2 separate regions of the Homo sapiens genome follow, and region 1 is linked to region 2. The links are chromatin contacts, found by POLR2A ChIA-PET in ENCODE. All regions are on one chromosome and are shown on one strand. Each heading gives the region's core, a stretch centred on a gene start or an enhancer-like site at or near the end of the contact. The rest is flanking DNA. Distances are from core to core; before and after follow the strand shown.

Region 1 (4,126 bases), core at 722-3,221, about 13 Mb before region 2:
AAATCCACAGCAGTTCATTAGTAATGTCCCACAGGTACTGCCTCAAGTTGGCAGCTGTGGAAGCTAAAGAAGCATAAGACCTGATTCTTGACCTCGGACAATTTACAGTTTAGCTGTGGAGGTAAGACAGGGACACAGAATATTATGTGGCAATTGAAAGTGTAAATATTATAGATTTAAGTAGGGTAAAGAGCTCATTCTGTAGTAGAGGGGTCAGTGAAAAGTAATTGTTCACCTGGTAATAAGAGAAGATCTCTGTGAACAAAGTCTAAGACTGCAAACTTAGGACTGTTGGGAGATAGTCAGATAGATTCATATATAGATACAAATCTTTACCATCCTCAGACATCCGCCAACTTGGTTGTTTAGGTTGTAGGGCTTACATGAGGAAGGGTGTATAATAGATAACTCTAAAAATGTTTGAGCCTTAGACCCAGTGAGTGAGAAAGAGTGTCATCATTTAATATTCTCCTGACATTCACCTGCCCCTTCTGCATCTGTGGCTGTGACTGAGGACTTGGTTCTTTATATCACCCAGTGTTCATGAGGATTCTCTGGAGAAATTTCTTGCTGGTCTCAGTATCAAGAAAGGGGGATCTTCTCTTGAGCAATTTTGTTTTTGGTCTTGCATGTGATAGGAATTGAACTTTAGACAAGGCCTCTCTTTAAACTTGACTGCTAGAAATGCAGGAGACAAATTTTGGTCCCACCTGTAGCAAGGGTATTTGACTCTATGAGATGCATTTATTTCAAATGATGTTCATTTTTGGCTCCATCTTGTGTGCCTCATTTTTCATTTCACACACTTCTTTTTGTAGGTTATGTGCTCTTGTAAGCTATCTCGAATTCTGTTTTAAGGACAAGGTAGCATATAAATATAAGGAAATATATAAATGAAACAGAGGAAGGCTTTAAAGTCCAGAACACTATGGCCAGGAAGACAACTATGACTGTGGCTAGAGTTATGGTCTGTGGCCGTGATAATGAGTGTGTTATTAGGGCAGTCCAGCAGTGATTACAGGGAGTCAGACAGACCTCAGTCCAAGTCAGAGGTCTCTCTGCTGTTTATTAGTTGTATGATCTAAGGCATAGCATTCTCTAAACCTTCATTTTCTCATCTTTACAACAGTGATCTCTTTGTATCAGGGAGAGTGGATTAAATGAGGTAATGTATAGAAAGCACTTAGCACAACCGCACTCAATCATTAGCTATTGAGATTATCAGCACTATCACCTGGACAAGCAGCGGATGGGCCGCCCCTCTTGGCCAGGTCTTCTGTGCGCACTGACGTTGTATGAAAGTTGTCCCCACATCTCCTACACCCACCGACGCCAGGCGGCCGCGTCTGGGCCAGATATGGATCACGCCTGTGGAGCGCACCTCCACACAGGCAGCCCTCGTCCAAGGTGCAGGGCGCAGGGCACAGGGCACATGTCTACGGCCCAGTCCTGCAGACGGCTACCTAGAGACCCCAGGGCACAGGTTAAGGCAACTTCACAACTGTCTTTCCGTTCCTTTCCCCTGCCGGACTCCGCGCTCTGATATATACAGGAGAGGCCCTGGAGGGGAGAAGGCGTCCTCACTGCAGTGCTCCGAGCAGCGGCCGCAGGAAGAGGCGTGGAAGCTGCGGGTCGGCTGCGGGAAAGGGGGTCCCATGGGAGCCGCTAGGCGCAGCCCGTTTCCCGAGCTGAGGTGGAGGTCGACGGGCACAGGTGCCCTGCAAGGCGCGGGCGTGGTAGCCGGGAGCCCGCTCCTCTCCAACTCCCCTGAGACTTAACCCTTTGGCCAAGAGAGGTCGAAGGCGGGCAGGGGTGAGAGAACCGCGCGAGGCGCAGGCCGGGGCACCCGCGGAAAGGGGGCAGGTTTCGGGGAAGAGCGGCGGGGCGCCGCACGTTTCCTGCAGCCGCCAGCATCAGCGTGTCAGGTGGTTGCCAGGCGGGTGTGAGCGCGCGCGCGAGGCAGAGGGGGCGCGCTCGCACAAAGTTTGTGCCTGCGGTGCACCTCGGTCGGGCTCGCCGGGCTCGAGGGCTGGCGGGCGCCGGGGCTACGAGGCCCGGGGGGGAGAGAGCCGGCAGGCGGCGGCGGTGGTGGCGGGGGCGATGCGCCGCGCCCGGCCGCGCTAGGTGAGCCGGCACCGGGAGCGCGGGCCGCGGCCATGGGCACCCTGGGCAAGGCGAGAGAGGCTCCGCGGTGAGTAGAGGCGGCCGTGGCCCTCGGGAGCGCCTGTGTCCTTTCTTGGGAAAGAGGCCCCTGCCCGTCGCCCCAACACCCCGAGGGAAGTTGAGGGCGGAGGGGGGCCGGGGTCGGCCGGAGTCCCGGGACACCAGCGCGACGGGCGGACGTGTCCAGAACGCCCGGCGCGCTGCGCCCGGGGTTTCGGGGAGGGAGCTGGGGCTGAGGGGTGGTAGAGGGGCGGCCGCGAGGCCAGAGCTCGTCCGGTGAGATCTGCTAGGGCCGAAGCTCTTCGCGGAGCCGGCGCCCGCCCGCCGACTTCCTCCCCCACATCTCCACGCCCGGCATCGGGACTCCCACTCGCGGACTTTCCGCGCTGCCCGCACCTGCTGGGGCGCTGGGCTCCGGCTGCGCCACCTGGTGGCCCCTCCCGGCCCTGCCCAGAACGGCCGAGGAGCTTGCAGGGAGCCCGCAGAGGTGGCACCCCTCGGTTGCCCCTGCCCCACGGAAGTTTCCAGATCCGTGGGTCAGGGAAACATATCGCCTTCCGTATGGGAAGCTGCACTCCTCTCCCCCTCACTATGATTCTATAGAGGGTCTTGGATAACAGAAGTTGAAGAAAGAGGGACAGTGAGTGAAAGGGCTCTTGGCCAGGCAGCTTTGAGTTTGTAGCCAAAGGACCAGAACTAGGCAACTGCATGAACAAAGGCCTGGCCTCGGCGTAGGGGCTGGACAAGTTGTGCACTTCACAACTCCATTCACATCGACACTGATGGGACTGTGCCTTGCACCACCATACCCAGTAGCGGCAGGAAGCTTGCGATGCTGGACTTCCCGTGCTTATAATCCCAGGAACGAAGGATTCTTGGCCCTGTATGCACGCCCTGCCTCTCCCCATCCAGGTATCCCCTGAGGGTCCACCACTGTACTTTGCACTAGATTCAGAAGGAGGAGTTCAGTACATTAAATTGAGTATTGTAAGGGGAAGAGGACGGGACTGGAAGGAATCCATACTAGAAGTCAAGAGAGTCACCTTCCACTGCAAAGAAAGTTGTGGAAGTTCCAGTTCCCTTGCTCCATTTCATCTCTTACTTTTCTAGGCGGATTTCATAAAAAGCTCAGCCTGAAACTGACCTCCACTGAGATACCTATGCCTGGAGAGGATTTCACCTAAACCAGTTTAGAGTTTTGACGGTCTCCTTCAGCAAACCTATGGGGCTTTGGTTACTTTTAGGCTTGGAAAACACCTTCAAGTTAATTTGTTTCTCTCGGGGTTTTGGTTTTTTCATTTACAGGAAAACATTTGGCTACTGTATTTTTTTAAAAAATATGCCTTTACAGACTCAGAGGCCATTCATTCTATGGATTGTTAAAACACCTTCGACCTGCCTATAATAGAGCATTTTATAAATCCTTGTCTACTCCCATTTCACCAGAAAAGGCAGAACGATTTGAGGATTTTTCACAAGGCAACCAGTTAAGAGACTGTACAGCAAGAAAGCCAGGTTTCCTAGTCTATGGTGCAGATAATCCCCATCTTCTTAGAACTCTGAGGCTGCACTTTGGCTTTTAGTACTTTCTCTTCTCCCTGTTCTCTCATGGCCTAGTCCTCTGAGTCTCTCTGGGCTCCATACTTCCCAGATTGCTTTTGTCACCCTTTCTTCCCTTTTACTACCCTATACTTTACCCTGATCCCTTCTAGTTCTGGTAAAAGCATCAACCTTCAAGAATCCACTTATGAAACAAAGCGGTTTCTCTTACTGGTGACACTAGGAAACTTTACCAGAATTAGAAAACAGGGCAGGATTAGGAGTCTTGAATGGTCAGTGTCACCAACCAAGAAAGAAAATGGAATTTTCCTTGGATCTGTAGCCACCTCCCCTCCACCCCTAGCAGGAAGAGCTCTGTCAGTAGATAGAGCCTCTAGTTGCAGTTGCCTCTTCTCCAAGGTCT
Region 2 (4,071 bases), core at 1,572-4,071:
GATTACAGGCATGAGTCACTGTGCCCGGCCAGAATTTTGTATTTTTAGGATTATGTACATAATCATAGATTTAGCTTACTCAATCATTAGTCAATTACTTTTGTCCAAAATTTCACAGCTCTGTATTTTGGAAGTTTTTGGATGATGCTGAGGCCATATTAATTAATAGGTAGCATCTGTGCCTGGTTTTTCATATTACAAATTTCAGAATCTGGCTGGACCCAGGTGGGAGGATTGCTTGAGCCCAGGAGTTTGAGGCCACCCTGGGCAACATAGGGGGACCCTGTCTCTTTCTAAAAATTAAAAATAAAAATAGTTTATTTATTTTTGAGATGAAGTCTTGCTCTGTCACCCAGGAGTGCAGTGGCACAATCTCGGCTCACTGCAACCTCCACCTCCCAGGTTCAAGCAATTCTCCTTCCTTGACCTCCCAAGTGGCTGGAATTACAGGTGTGCATCACCATGCCCAGCTAATTTTTGCATTTTTAGTAGAGACGAGATTTCACCATGTTGTCTAGGCTGGTCTTGAACTCCTAACCTCAAGTGATCCTGCCCACCTCGTATCCTAAAGTGCTGGGATTACAGGAATGAACCACCACGCCCAGCCAAAAATTAAAAATATTTAAAATAAAAATTTTAAAAATGTCAGAATCTGTTATGCCTATTTGTAAGGGCAGTCACTAGAGTAAATATTAAACAATGCTGTCAGGTTAAAATGTTTTAGACTGTGATTCTTACTTATTCCATAATTATTTATTTCACCAGCCATTAGAGGTACTGATTCTTGGTATCTGAAAACTGGAAACAATCTTGATGATTGTCTCATTCAATTCTCTATACTTCTTAGTTGGAAAGTAACACCCAGAGTCTCTTTTTATGCCCTGTGTGCATCTCGCGCATCTAGGTGCGATCTCATCACATAGCTCTAACCCCCAGGTGTCTCCCAGCATCCCCCACAGCTGTGTCACCAGTGTGGACCTTTGCTGTCATGTCCGGTCTTCGATACGCCACTGCCCACTTGCCATCTCACACTTAACATGGCTTATGCTGAGCTTGCATTTTCTCCTTAAACCACTTCATTTATTTTTCTCACTGAAACATCCAACCTGTTGGCCAGTCACATTAGCTCTGCCTGGAAGACGTACTTCCAATTTGTCCATGTCTGTCTATCCAATGCCAGGTGTAAGCCACCTCTTAATTTACACCTCTCCTGCTCCAACTCTGCTCGGAATCAATTTTCTATCTATTAAAAGAGCATATAAGATCTTCTCATCTCACGCCTCTCTGCTTGGGGCAGCCCATGGCTCCCTATTGCAGTTGGAGCAAATCCAGAGACTTGTCCTTTCCAAAGGCTAGTGAAGCCCTAAATGCTGGCCACTCTGCTGCTCCTCATGGCTACCCTCTCCTGCATCCAGACCTGCTCTTGACCCCAGACTGACATCACCACTGCCAGCACGACTCCTGCTCCTGAGGGCTGGTGGGCACCTCCAGTTCTGCCTCATCTTCTGTCTTCCCAACTCACTAGATGAAACTTGGGTTTTTAGCTGTTGGGCCACCCTCACCTCCTCTCTTGCACATCCCACAACCATTCCAACAGCATGTCCCGCATGCTCTGAGGAGGCTATGTCCCACATCCACCATGGCCACCCAGCCTGAGCCACAGCACCTTTGCAGGATCACTGCAGTGGCCGCTCGCCACGACGTCTCCCTTCTTCTGCCCTGGCCCTCTACATTCTATTTACATTGCAGCAGGAGTGATCTCTGGAAACCTCGGTAAAGCCACTTGATGCCACTTCTCAAAATCCTCCCAAGCTTTCCCTCTCGCTCAAAAGCCAAAATCCTCACCGGGATCCACAAGGCCCCACATGACCTCACTCTCGGCCACGTCTCCAATCTCCCACTCAGCTCCAGCTACCCCGGCTTCCTTGCTGGGCCTGAAATCCCTGAACGCTCCCTATCCCGCCCCGTGCTTACCATTTCTTCCCTAGGTGCCTGCACAGCTTGTGTCCCTAGGCCTCCGCTCAGTGTTGCTTGAGAAGCCTCCTTGGACCGCCCAATTGACAGGAGCAAGAGCAGGATCCCACCCCTCCCAGCCCTGGTTTCAGGTGTCCCTTCATTTTCTGAGCCATCTTTGTTGGGATTCCCACGTGAGGACTTAGTGTTCCGGGGAGCAGAAACTTACTGTGTTTCCCAGGTGTCCCCATTGCCTAAAGCAGAAGCTGTGGGGTTGAAGGTTTTAGAATGAGTGTGAGGCAGAAGCCCCACCTGTTTCTTAAACACATTGAGATTTCTCCTTCTTTGGGACCTTTTGACAGAGCTGCCCCCTCTGTCTGGAAGCCTCTTCCACCTGATCTTGTCCCATTCAGGTTTCAACTCCAGTGCCTCTCTTCGAAAAGGCCATCCCTCATCCCTTCCAAAGCCCTCCGTGGGCTCTCATGGTTTTTCGTTCAGTTGCTGCAGCTCCATGACAACATCTTGTCCTCTCTAGCTCTCCGATGAATTCCTGTGCCTGGAACATTGCCGGGCATACAGCAGGGGATGAGTAAGTATTTGCCGAACAAGGACACTTACAGTGGTTCTCATGGCCTATAGCAGGCCCTTGTTAGAGCCCTGTGGTGCAGATGGCCAACCCAGAGTTGACCAGACCACATCAGAGCCTCATCCTCGCCCCAGCAGGCCAGGGTCTCAGAGTCCAGCTGGCAGAAGACACCTGAGCTCAAAACCCCTCCACGATTCCCCAGATCACACAGCTTGGAGACCTTTCCAGAGGTGAGCTGAGCTAGGCCTTCCTGGAAATCCTGACTTTGCACTGGGGAAGAGCAGGTGGAAAAAGATTCCAGACTTGAGGAGCATTGTGACTCACAGAATCTTGGAACCTTAGAGCGGAATGTGGATGGGATGAGTAAGGACTGTTCTGAGAAGGATAAGGAGACCTCTCACCTTGGGGCTGGGCCTGAACCAGGGAGGGGCTGAAGAAAATCAGCAAGCTGGTTCCCCTCAGGGCCTCAAGGGACCTCTGCCTGAGGAATCAGCATTTGGCTTTGTAAGCACCAGGAGTACTCCTGGAAGCTCCAGGGTAAGCAAATGGAATGAGGCGGTAATTACTTTGGCAACAGTGTGGACTGGCTGAAGCTGGGAGTCTGGTAGGCGCGGACACCCCTGGAGACTTTGGGCGAAGGGTCCACGGGGATGCCTGTGAAGACAGGAGGCCGAAGTGTAGGGAGGCCGAAGGCCTCGGGGGTCACCAGGTGGGCTGGTAGAGGAAAACACGGAGCCATGGGATGTGAGGCCTCAAGACTGCAGGCGCTGTGGGCCTTCATTTGCAGTTGATGCTCCGTTTGGGTTTCTGCTGGTTGACTGTGAGACCTGACTCCTTTCCCCAACAATGCAGACTTCAGCCAAACCTTTCCCTGATCTGGGCCTCTACATGTCAAAAGCCCACCCCTGTGACTGGGGGATGGGATTATTTTCTTCACACCTGTCACCACTCTACCTTCTAACACTGGGTTCTGGGCAACATTGTGGATGGTGGCAAAACTGGGCAGAGATGTAAGAATGTCATAACTGGAGCCGGGTAAGCCAGGGTGCTGGAGGGGAGGGCCTCCCCAAGCCAGGGTCCTGGCGAAGACGTGATTTGAGTCCATCCAGGGCAGTGCCTTGTTAGCAGGCACCCCCAGGAAGAGCCTGGGGCCACGGCCAACCGCCCAGCCACGGCCTCCTGGGCAAGAAATAACTGCTTCTCATCTCTGTACTTCTTGAGTGGGAGGCAAACAGTCACAGCCATGAAACATCTGTGGGGTCTCACTGCGGACGTGGGGGACTCCCAGCTCCTTTTTCCATGCCGTGCTTATTCTCCCACCCCTTCTCGGATGCCCCATGATGTGGAGGGGAGCCCTTCGCCCCACACTTCTGGGACACCCTCCTGACGCTCCCCTCTCCTCCCCACAACCATCCTCGCCTCCCCACAACCATCCTCGCCTCCCCCGCCGTCCGGGCCATGACAGCCACCTCAGAGCTACAGCGCACAAGGAGCGTTTCGGTCCTCATGATTTCCCAGGGAGGGAAACAGAC

What was found. ChIA-PET counts read pairs that join two places held with the same protein, here RNA polymerase II (POLR2A).
Region 1: POLR2A ChIA-PET joins it to region 2 with 27 read pairs in activated T-cell. The contact joins the promoter of RASGRP1 here to the promoter of ATP10A-DT in region 2. POLR2A ChIA-PET finds 5 or more read pairs at or near these places in 2 of 52 experiments (activated CD4-positive, alpha-beta T cell and activated T-cell).

Annotation. Positions count from the first base shown.
Region 1 is chr15:38,562,659-38,566,784 of GRCh38, reverse strand. RASGRP1 (RAS guanyl releasing protein 1) reads left to right here and starts at 1,971. Exons shown (of 17, transcript NM_005739.4): 1 at 1,971-2,191. The coding sequence starts at 2,157. RefSeq lists enhancers at 1,365-1,554, 1,396-1,907 and silencers at 1,765-1,814, 1,975-2,214, 2,245-2,464, 2,475-2,674.
Region 2 is chr15:25,864,020-25,868,090 of GRCh38, reverse strand. It overlaps ATP10A-DT (ATP10A divergent transcript), which reads right to left and starts at 2,821. Exons shown (of 2, transcript NR_183988.1): 1 at 2,183-2,821. It also overlaps a transcript of ATP10A not described here.